Regions from separate parts of the Homo sapiens genome. Here region 2 is linked to region 1. Evidence: chromatin contacts called from ENCODE Hi-C or POLR2A ChIA-PET data. All regions are on one chromosome and are shown on one strand. Each heading gives the region's core, a stretch centred on a gene start or an enhancer-like site at or near the end of the contact. The rest is flanking DNA. Distances are from core to core; before and after follow the strand shown.

Region 1 (5,312 bases), core at 279-2,778:
TTCTTACATGACCCTGGGCAAGCTACTAACTCTATGCCTCAATTTTCCTATTTAAAAAAGTGGAGGCTAACAGTACCTACCTCACTGATGATTGCCGTGAATTAAATGAGATTATACAAACAAAGCATTTAGAACTATTCTTGGGCAGATATCCCTCAATAAATGTTAGCTATTATCATTAAAAAAAATTGTGTGTGTGTGTGTACAGTAGGGTTAAAACCTCAGAAACAGTCCAGTACCAAGCTGATATTAATTGGACTGAGGGATTTTGAAAATGACCGAAAGGTCTCAGGGTCAGACGTTCCAGAATGGACTAAAGTTCATCTTTTCATGACCACAGCATATTTACTCAGTAGGGTCAAAAGTTGTCAACTCAAAACCAGTTAGTGGGTTACTGCCCTGGAGACCTGGGTCCTGACAGCAGGCAGGGAAACTGCAGTCCTGCAATCCAGCTGGATGGGGTAAAATCCTTTACTTTTCCCTGGGGTGGATAAGAAGCTGTGGGAAGCCAAATAGCATCTGTGAACTTGGGCACGGATGGGACTGATTGCCAGCTAGCTCCCTGCCCCAAAGTGCTGGGGATCACACAGCAGAGTCCACAGCACCACTGGGCACCCATGACAGAGCTCTGCAGCCCTGGAGATCACATTGGATTGCTCATTTTACGATGAAAGAATTGTTGGTCAGGCAAATGACTTGTTCCATCCTGACTAGATGCTAATCTAGCCCAGGCATGGCTAAAGGTGGCCTACTGTGAAACAACTGGGTTCTTATCTGAAGTTAGGCAACCCATGAAACTGGGTATTTTTTTTAAATGGAAAAATAATTTGCACATTTGAAGACATATGTGGAAGATGCACCAGTGCTTGAAGTTGTGCCCCCGTTTCCATGGCACCTGTTTGGATTCCTACCTGTCACACAGGTCTTGACAACTGTATCTTACGAGTTCAACCTTGGTTATGCTTCTGTTCAGTGTTAAAGGGCCTTTCAAATTTGCTCTCTGCAGATTAGAGCTTACTAGGTTCCTGGTGTAAGCCAACTGCTGGTGCTAACACTCAGAATTTTTAAATTCTAAAAACGTAAGTCTAAAGCATGATATAGGCTGGCACGGTGACTCACACTTGTAATTCCAGCATTTTGGGAGGCCAAGGTGGGTGGATCACCTGAGGTCAGGAGTTCGAGACCAGCTTGGCCAAAATGGCGAAACCCCATCTCTACTAAAAATACAGAAATGAGCTGGGCAAGGTGGTGCATGCCTGTAATCCCAGCTACTCAGGAGGCTGAGGCTGGGAGGTGGAGATTGCAGGGAGCTGAGATCGTGCCACTGCACTCCAGCCTGCGTAACAGGACGAGACTCCGTCTCAAAAAAAAAAAAAAGTATGATATAAATTTTGAGCAAGTAGACATGGATCACATCACCCTGCCTGGCTATAGGCTACTCCAAGGGAGAGATGTTATTTTCAGCTGATATTAGGGGAAGGAGAGGGAAGGGACATGGAGAGGACCTGCAGGGGTTCTTTCACAGGAAATACTCCACCTAACCCACATGTATGTGAGTTAGCTATGACCTGGTTGTAGACGTATTTGTTCTTGAGCGAAGGACACATGAGGGGACAATCCCATGGCAAAGGAAATGAAAAGTTTGAACAGTCTCTCATTTAGAATGTGTCTTTGCAAATACACATTTCTCCTTTCAACCACATCAAAAAGGTTAAGGGCTACCTGTTTTGGGTATGAAGGTGCCTGAAGCTCAGGAAAGAAAAAGTTAAATATATTCATGAAAACAACTTAGCACATTAGGGTTAAGACTTCAAGCTTCTCCTTTAAGGAGGAAGTGTATTTTACATCTCATTAAGCAACAGAGAAAGTATGACAACAGAATTTTTAAAGCTGATCATTTTCACAAATTGCCTTGATACATGAATAACAAAGTTTGATCATTTCTTAAAAATGAGATAGAAGCCCAAAGTAAAGATTGTGATTCTGATAGCAGAAGACTCAAGTACTTTTAAAAGGCTTGTTCAGACACTAATTTCTGAAATGTAATCTGTGAGGAATGCTGTCAAAGACTTTGATTGCAAAAGAAAATTCTCATGAGTCATAACGAGTTATCTAACTTTTTCTGGTTGTTCCTCTTAAATGAGAGATTACCAGTGATGTATATTTCTAAAAGTTTGTAATAGCCACATCTATAGAGGCGATTTTTCACTCTTATTTTACTTTATTTTTTTGTGCAATGTCCCCAAGTTTCCTGAAGTGCACATGAAATTTAAAGAGACAGGATGAGAGAAATCTAGGAACAATGTACCTGGTAAATGGCCTCATCACAGGCATTTTGCAGACCGAGGTTGATCATGGTGTTCTGTAATGTTCGGCCCATGTAAAATTCCAGAGAGAGGTAATATACCCTCTGAAATAAAGAAAAGAGAGATAATGTTTCCCCCAAGAGATCAACCTCACTTAACATAAAAACACAAGGTCATGTGTTAGGTCACCAATAAGAAACAAACAGGCAGGACTATGTCACCACAGGTTCGAATGAGACTCCCGTCAGAGGTGTTTGAACCAAAGTGACTCCATCTTGAATAGGAGCTGGGTAAAATAAGGCTGAGACCTACTGGGCTGCATTCTCAGAACGTTTGGCATTCTAAGTCACAGGATGAAATAGGAGGTCTGCACAAGATACAGGTCACAGAAACCTTGCTGATAAAAGGTTTTCTTTGCCTCCTTTTTAATGATTCCAAATTAGCATGGACTTAAGATATTTAAAAATATTTCAAAATCTTTTCTTTTTTTATTTTAAAGACAAAGTCTTGCTCTGTCACCAGGCTGAAGTGCAATGGTCCAATATCAGCTCACTGCAACCTCTACCTCCTGGGTTCAAGAGATTGTCCTGCCTCAGCCTCCTGAGGAGCTGGGACTACAGGCATGCGCCACCATGCCCAGCTAATTTTTCTATTTTTAGTAGAGATGGGGTTTACTCCATGTTGGTCAGGCTGGTCTCGAACTCCTGACCTCAGGTGATCCGCCCACCTCGGCCTCCCAAAGTGCTGAGATTAGAGGCGCGAGCCACTGCGCCCGGCCCCTTTACTTTCTTAATAAACTTGCTTTCACTTTACTCTATGAATTTGCCTCAAATTCTTGTGCGAGATCCAAGAACCCTCTCTTGGAGTCTGGGATGGTGACTCCTTTCTGCTAACACTCCTATAGAGATGTATGAAGGACTAAATAAAAGTGTTACTGACAACAGGTTTTGGCAAAGCACTATTTTTGGCGAAGTAATTCAGTATTTTTTACCCCCGGGGAGAAAAAAAGCAAACTCATCTAAGTAGATTCAATGTTTTGTGTTTTTTCCCTCTCCTGATCATGAACCTCATGAATAAAGCATAGGTTTTGGACAAACAGAAGTCAGACGGCCATAGCTCACCATTCATTAATAAAATATTTATAGGGCACCTTGGTGGGTGCCGGTAAGCTGAGTTGGCTATGACTATCTCAAGTCATCCAAGAAACACAAAGATTAACTCCCACACACCGCATGGGTAGAAAATATTCCTCCTTGGCTGATTACTGTAAGAAATTTTACAGTTTAATTAATTAATTAATTTATTTATTTATTGATGGATTGATTGAGACACAGTCTCCCTCTGTCGGCCAGGCTGGAGTGCAGTGGCGCAATCTCAGCTCACTGCAACCTCTGTCTCCTAGTTCAAGCAATTCTCCTTCAGCCTCCTGAGTAGCTGAGACTACAGGCGCCTGCCACCATGCCCAGCTAATTTTTGTATTTTTAGTAGAAACAAGGTTTTGCCATGTTGGCCAGCCTGGTCTTGAACTCCTAACCTCAGGTGATCTGCCTGCCTTGGCCTCCCAAAGTGCTGGGATTACAGGCGTGAGCCAAGCGCCCGGCCTACAATTAATTTTAGAATCAAATTTTTCTATAAAGTCTATTTACTGGCAAGTTCCTTATGAACAAGAAGACTACCTAAGGTTTATTGGTGTTTGTTCTTATTGAAATTGGAAATTTCTCTATTGACTTAGACATTATTTGCCTTTGACATGGTAAAAGTCAGGCAAATATCATCAGAGTTGAAGGTGAGAGGTACAAAGTTCAGACCTGCTGAAAACCTTCTTTATATACAGCACAGTTTACTAATTAAAAAAAAAAAGCACCAGTGAGTAACTTCATTGCCCCCTTTTACAATATCTTATTCTCCAATCATCTATCCTCTCTTCTCTACTAGACACAAAACAAAATGGCAAAAATCTGTAAATGCACCAATATAGTTACCTCAAATTTTAGGGATTGCCCCATTTCCATAAGATAAGAAGTAAAAAAAGAAAAAATAATAATTTGGCCAATCAAAAAAAATTGTGAGTAGAATTCAGTATAATAAAGGCGTATTATCATATTTAACATACTAGTTACACATAAATATTTAAAACAAAATATTATTTGAAAACGTCAACTTGGAAATTTCATTCTTTCCCATTTTCCTTTTATGAACAATTGAGTTCTAAATTTCACAACAAATGGTCAACATCCATGACCTAACGGGCCACCTAACACTGCTTTCCAGAACACATCATCTTCGTTTTCATCCAAGTTGTTTGAATGTCTATAATGCTGTTACTAGAACCCTCACCAGCTATTAGATACCTTCGAATGATTGGATAAAAGTACCTTCTCTGGGGCAGACATAGGCAATGGCTGGTGCTCTAGTACGTGATGACCGCTGTCACAGGTAATAGTATCTTAAGCCACAAATACCCATTTGCATAGTATTACCCAGTTTAAAAAAATCCTTCCATGTGTGTATTTTCATTATCTCTATAACCATGATGTTTTGCCTTTTTCTTTTAAGTAATCTACAAAAAGCTTGTTTATATAGTATATATTCCACACTTGCAATTGTGAGGTTATACCCCCAGGAATAATGACTACATCTGTATTAAATTTGCCTCCTTTTTAATGATTCCACATTAGCACGAACTTAAGTCTTCTTAAAAATATTTCAAAGTCTCTCTTGAGAGATATGTGGTTGCTCAGAATAAAGTAAATGAGAAAATACTTCCTTGCATGACAGACTTTATAAGGACAGGAACGTAAGGTGATTCCCTGTTTTCTCACAAATAACTTCTTAGAGGTAATCTCTCCTTATATTTGGGAATATATAAGACTTCAAAAAATAGATCTTGGCCATACTCTTACTTACTGGTCTCTAAATATTTGTTACATATGACTGATAGTAAAATATATGAGCATCTCCAATATACTTTATAAATTACATGCATGTACTATGATTACTAGTATT
Region 2 (5,503 bases), core at 1-2,500, 710 kb after region 1:
GCTGGGATTACAGGCGTGAGCCACCGCGGAGCAGGGCAGTTTTAAAGTTGACTTCTGAGAGCATCAGATTTTGGATAGTGTCCTTTCTCAGGTCCTGTTTCCTTGTCTCCTCATCCCATTTTAAAAGCCAGACACATAAACCCCGGCACTCCTTTAGCGAAGGGCTCAGTGAGGGCGTTTTTGCCACCCGTGGCCAGGGGTCATTGGGTCAGCAAAGTCAGAGGAAACCTAGAAAGGCAGAAGCCCAGGAGGTTGACGCCCTGCGGGTCTAGGGGCCAGGTGCTGGGTGTCTCTCCTTTCGTGTGCGGTTCCCAGCAGCAGGTCCTGGTGGGCGCAGACTGACCGGAGAGGTGTGGCTCGCCCCCTCCCCAGACCCCGAGGTGGCAATGAAACCTCCATCTCCTGGCTTGATTCCTTGTGCTATAAAAAATCTTCCACTGGCCCTTTGCATCTCTCGCCCTCCATCCCCCAAAGCCACTATCGGGAGGGGACAAAAATAATTTCTGAGGGGCCATGGGCACTAAAACCACAGCAGACAGAGGCTGTGTCTACCTGAGGAACTGGAGAGGTAGAATTAGAGGGGGAGGCTGGGCATCCTCGGCGGCGCCCCCTCCATCCAGCGTGAAACCCACGAGGCGCGGCGTCTCGAGTGGCGGGCGGGCAGGGGGCTGCAGGATTCACGAAGCCACCTCCGCCGGGGACCGCCTTCTCTCGGAGTGGCCTCCCCTCCGGCGTTCCGCTTTAGTAAGACGACACTCAGGCCAAACAGCCGCCCCCGGCCAGCCCGACTCGGCTCTGGAGGGAGCGCCCCGAGGGAGTCCAGCCGGAGGCGGAGAAGGCCACTCGGCCAGAAGGTGGGGAGCCGCCGGCGTCCCCTCGCACCTCCGTCTCCACAGCAGGGGGAAAGGCCCTGATCGCCGTGGTCCACACCACCGCGTCCACCTGAGGCTCGCCTCGCTTCCTGGGTCCCTAGAGGGGTGGCGTACTCCGCTTTCTCCTGCCCCCAAGTGGCCGCACCCCTCCGCGGGACGCTTGGTTGGGTCCAGGGCGGGGCGGGCGGGCGCTCCCCGTACTGCCGCGAGCTCAGCGCGCAGCTCCCGCGGCTCGGCTGCCGCCGCGGCCAGTTGGGGCGGGTCGGGGGCGGGGTCTCAGGGGGCGGGGATTCGGGGGGGCGGGTCGGGTCGGGAGGCGTGGGTGGGGGGCGGGGCGGACGCGGAGCGCCCCTCTGGCTGGCGGGGCCAAGGGGCTGAGAGGAGTGGGGCAGGCTCGGCGCCGGTAGGAAGAGTCAGAGGGGTGACCAGAGAGCCCAACGCCTGGTGCTCAAGACTTTCTCCGAGGTATGAACAAGAACCAGGCGTCTGGGCCCTTTCCGCTCGCCCCATCGCTCAGCCGCCGCGCCCCGGACGCCCGCTGTGCCCCCTGCCGGCGGGGCGGCGGCGGGACTGGGTTTCGGGAGGGTTTCTGGAAGTCGCGAGTCCCAGCGAAGGCAGTGCACCGCTCTCCGCCTCTTTCTTCGCCTTCTTCTCGCTCCCTTAGCTCTGGGTGTCGGGCACCGGTGGTAAGGTCGCTTCTCCGTGAGTCGGAGGTCGCTCACTCTGGGACGGGCGGACGAGGCCCTAGGGCAGCCGAGCCCGGCAGCGGGGGAGGCGTGGAGCTCGGGGCGGCTTCAGCGGCGGGGGCGGGAGGCTGGTCCTGGCTGCAGACTGCGCGCCTGGGCTCCGTGCGCGGTCCCTGGTTCTCTGCATCGCGGAGGTCCCCGGATCACAGGGCTCCCTGGCGGGCCCCGGCACCCAGGTCTGTGTCGCTGTGGCTGGGCGCCGGGACTAGCACCCGAGTCCCGCGCTCCCGGGGGCTGCGCCGTGCCGCCTGTTGTGCGCGCGCAGAGGCCGGACAGCCCGGCTGCGGGAAGGGACCCGAGCGCAGGGTCTGCCCCGCGTCCCGGAAAGTGCCTAGTCTGCGGAGCCGGAGGTTGAGCTGGGGCAGATCGGCGCCAGACGGGGGCCTGGGTGAGATACGAGTTGGGGGTGCGGCCTGCAGAATTTGGGTTTCTGGAGGAGCTTACGGCGCGCTGGCGGAGCCCCAGGCGAACAGGAGCACCGGATTCGGCTCCGGGAGGGCCAGGCACTGTCAGGTATGGACAGCTGCGGTCCACCCGTGTAAGTGTAAAGTCTACAGAGATTAAAACAACACCTCGAGTCCTGGGACAGCATAACCTAATGGTGCGGGCGTTTTCTTAAAGGCACGAATAGATGGGAAAATGTCAAAATAAGCATATTTTAAAGTTGAAAGCTGGCAGATTTTCAGGCCGTGTAGTTGTGTAGCTAGTGTCCAAAGAAATATTAGCTCGTTTTCCCCCTTAACACCTTTTCATTTTTATTTTTTTACGCAAAATCTGTTTTGCCAGTATTTCCCTCAGGAGCTGTGCATTGCTCACAGCAGGGAAGGAAAACTTCAGCAAGCGTTCTCAGGTTGCTTCTGACTTCCAGCCTGTGCTCTCCAGCATTTCTGAATGTGGAGAAAAAGTATCTCTTGCTGGATTTTCCGAGTATGATTCCCTTCTGTTCTTCTCTGGGACCGGGCAATGTTTGTTTATGGGTTTTATAAGCATCTATTTAAATTTAGTTTTTGCACGAAATACTCCCTCTTGCCACAGGGTGTAGTTTGGGGTTTAGAAAATGCTGTTGGAGAAAGCTGCTAGTGGCTTCATTTTCCAAGAATGTAAGTCATTTCCTTTCTGTGATTTCAGGGAGTTGATATTTCACAGCATCAAAACTTTGTGGGGAAAATTTTCCGTAATACATCTGTCATTAAAAAGGCTTGTGACTTTTGGGTTTCCTTCTTAGAGCAGTGCATGAATTTAGGTTCAGCAGTGTTAAAGGATGAGAAATTTTTTTTTAGAATTTAGAGCATTATGAGACTATTGTAGAAATTTTAACTACCAGGACCTACAGGATGGAGAGTGGGGGAGGGGAGAAGACCAGAAGAGAGGCAGGAAAACAGATGCCTTTGCTGATGTCCTTTGTAGTATAAAACTTAACAGCACCACAGCACCTAATCATTTTCTCAGGTGTGGCTTTGAGAAATAAACGTTTTATGTTAAAAATGAAAATACTTCACAATATGAGACAGCTGGCATTTGAATACTTTTCCCAGTATGTTTGTAAACATTTTGGATTCATATTTCATATTAAAATGGACATTTAGTAGGATTATTAGATGAAAAGGGTCCCCCAGGGGATATCTAATATCAAATTATCTGCAGGACATCTTCTCCAGAAAGCAGACTGACTGTAATATGAACTAATTTTCCCCCCTTTGAGTTGCTTGCAAGAATCTCTGAGATCTGACACTGATGGGCTACAGTAATCAGCAGTTCTTGCAGTACTCAAGACATTTTAAGGGGCAGGAAATCTTTCCTATTTCCAGTATCTCCTTTTTGGGGGCAACAAGGGTAAGCTGCTAGTTTTAAGTACATAATTTGAACTTAGAGATTTAAGATGCTCCTGGCTGTACAGGAAAACGCCTGAAAACAGCATGGGCCTGGATGAAGACGCTGCTTTTGAAAGCAAAATGCCAGTGTGCTAGGTAGCGGTTTTTAGTTACAAATTCTTAAAAAAAATTGTTACTGAACTAGGTTAGCTGAATTGGGGGGGGGGTCTTTTTGTAGTTTTTGGATTTTGTTTCCACATTTAACTATACTTATAAAGCTTTTGGCTTTCTGAACTTATGATGTAATAGACTGCGTAGCCTTTTGTGGCAGATGCTTGGAATGAAAGTTTCAAACATAATTGTTTTTGACTGAGCTGTCAGGTTCAGAGTTGAGTGTAAATGAGTCCTGTCTCACAACTAACTTTTTTGATAAAGGAATTCTTTGTAGTTTTCGATTTGGATGTTGCACATTTTGATTTCTAAAGTTGTGGGTTTTTTTTTTTTTAAGAAAAATAAAACCTGCAAACAATTATTTTATTACATGAAAGCCAGTACCAAGAAAAGATTAATTCAGTCCAGATGTAAAAATGTATGTGAATTTTAGATTTGGATGATCTCAACAAGTTTTCCCTTTTGTGGATGGGACTGCCTGGATCCCAGATGGCATTCACAAATTATCCCTTAGGTAGTTTTCTGAGTTGAGAATGAGATTTCTTGGGCTTTCCCTAAAATCATTTTAATATTAAGTCTTCTAAAGGATAGAAAGTTTTTTGCATTTGTACATTTTTGCATTTTTCTGTTCATTAATACAAACCTCATAAATGCCCTAGTTTGGTAGATGAAGCATATTTCTTTCATAAGTGGGAAAACAGGAGGTATTCAGTTTGTGTATCCTTATGGGTAAAGCATAGAAATTTTGGCTCTCATTTTTGCAATTTCAACTTTCTTCTTTTAAAGTAAAAAAAAAAAAAAAAGTTTTAAGTGTGTTTACAATCCTCAATAGAATCCTACTGTAACACAGTTTGTGGATTCAGGTATAGCAATTGGTCCTTGTTTGATGATCCCCTACCTCCTCCCCACCCCCAACGAGGAAAAACAAACACAGTTTATTAAAAAGTCAGTATGTTTTTAAACGTGTACTCCCAGTACTAGAGTTATAAAGGCTGTTTGTTGCACACATTAAAATTATGTATTTTTAGAAAGTCTTTGTATGATTATATCATTACACATTTTGGGAGTGTGTTTATGTCGTGATTGTGTATAAAACAATGGAGAGTTAGGAGAGGGGAATGGGAAAGATTTAGTGAAGGAGTTTTATGAGTAGTGAAATTTCAGTTATAATGTATGTTCCCCAAAACCCAAACAGGAAAAATGTTATCGTTGGTCTCTGTGGTTAAACTTTTATACAGAGGGTAGTTGAGAGGGCTTTCTGAATTGCACATTATCCTGAGGAAGAGGCTTTGGGGGCCTTTAAAAGTAAGTAGAAACAAGTTAAAGGGATAATTTGAGAGGAACGAGGAAGTGGAATACTGGACATTGAATTGCAAGGAAAAAGTTAGAAGGATAAGTATTTAAAACAAGGCTGAAGTAGAGAGAACTTACTGTTTAGAAGTGTAGATTAAAGAATAAGGTATTTTTAGCTGAGAAAAAAGGATCAGAATGATTAGAATCAAGGTGCCCTATAAGATCTGTATACAAACTTGAAATAGGACTGCTAATTGATAGTTATCCTGGAAATTTTGCCTGTCTTTGTGTTGAATCACTAGTTTGGTGTTAAATAATGTGCAGGGACTGGATGCTTATAACTGTATCCCGTACACTCCAAAAGCCACTTCCCATTTCAAAGACTGGAAACATTTTTTGTTTAAGTGCTAATGATTCTACAAATATTTAATTAGTCCCCCAACATTTGAGGAAACTACTAATGTCTACTTCCCATGCTGTGGGACCAGAGGGGGCTCTACAGCAGTAATGGCTGAAGTTATTATGAAGTTTTAGGTAGAAACAAGCAATCTGTGCTTCTCATTACTTTATGCGATTTAGTGATGTAATTACTTCTGATGCAAGTTTGTGT

Evidence for each region. A loop is a pair of places that touch in the nucleus more often than their neighbours do. ChIA-PET counts read pairs that join two places held with the same protein, here RNA polymerase II (POLR2A). Pooled maps may share reads with other maps.
Region 2: a pooled map shows a loop between it and region 1 (3-fold over the local background). The contact joins the promoter of FRMD6 here to the enhancer-like site in region 1. A Hi-C loop is called at or near these places in 1 of 168 maps with a recorded cell type or tissue (PC-3) and 6 of 50 pooled maps. POLR2A ChIA-PET finds 5 or more read pairs at or near these places in 1 of 52 experiments (H1).

Annotation. Positions count from the first base shown.
Region 1 is chr14:50,935,428-50,940,739 of GRCh38, forward strand. PYGL (glycogen phosphorylase L) reads right to left here. Exons shown (of 20, transcript NM_002863.5): 2 at 2,309-2,410. Among named protein-coding and RNA genes, the nearest start is that of PYGL, 6.4 kb to the right of the region's middle. Within about 2 kb of position 1,529, at least 3 of the 41 ENCODE cell types and tissues checked have a DNase peak (open chromatin) inside an H3K27ac peak, as active enhancers do.
Region 2 is chr14:51,650,660-51,656,162 of GRCh38, forward strand. It overlaps FRMD6 (FERM domain containing 6), which reads left to right and starts at 1,251. Exons shown (of 14, transcript NM_001267046.2): 1 at 1,251-1,337. FRMD6-AS1 (FRMD6 antisense RNA 1) reads right to left here and starts at 1,085. Exons shown (of 1, transcript NR_037676.1): 1 at 1-1,085. RefSeq lists an enhancer at 254-872 and silencers at 845-914, 1,045-1,494, 1,705-1,794, 1,805-1,864, 1,875-2,024.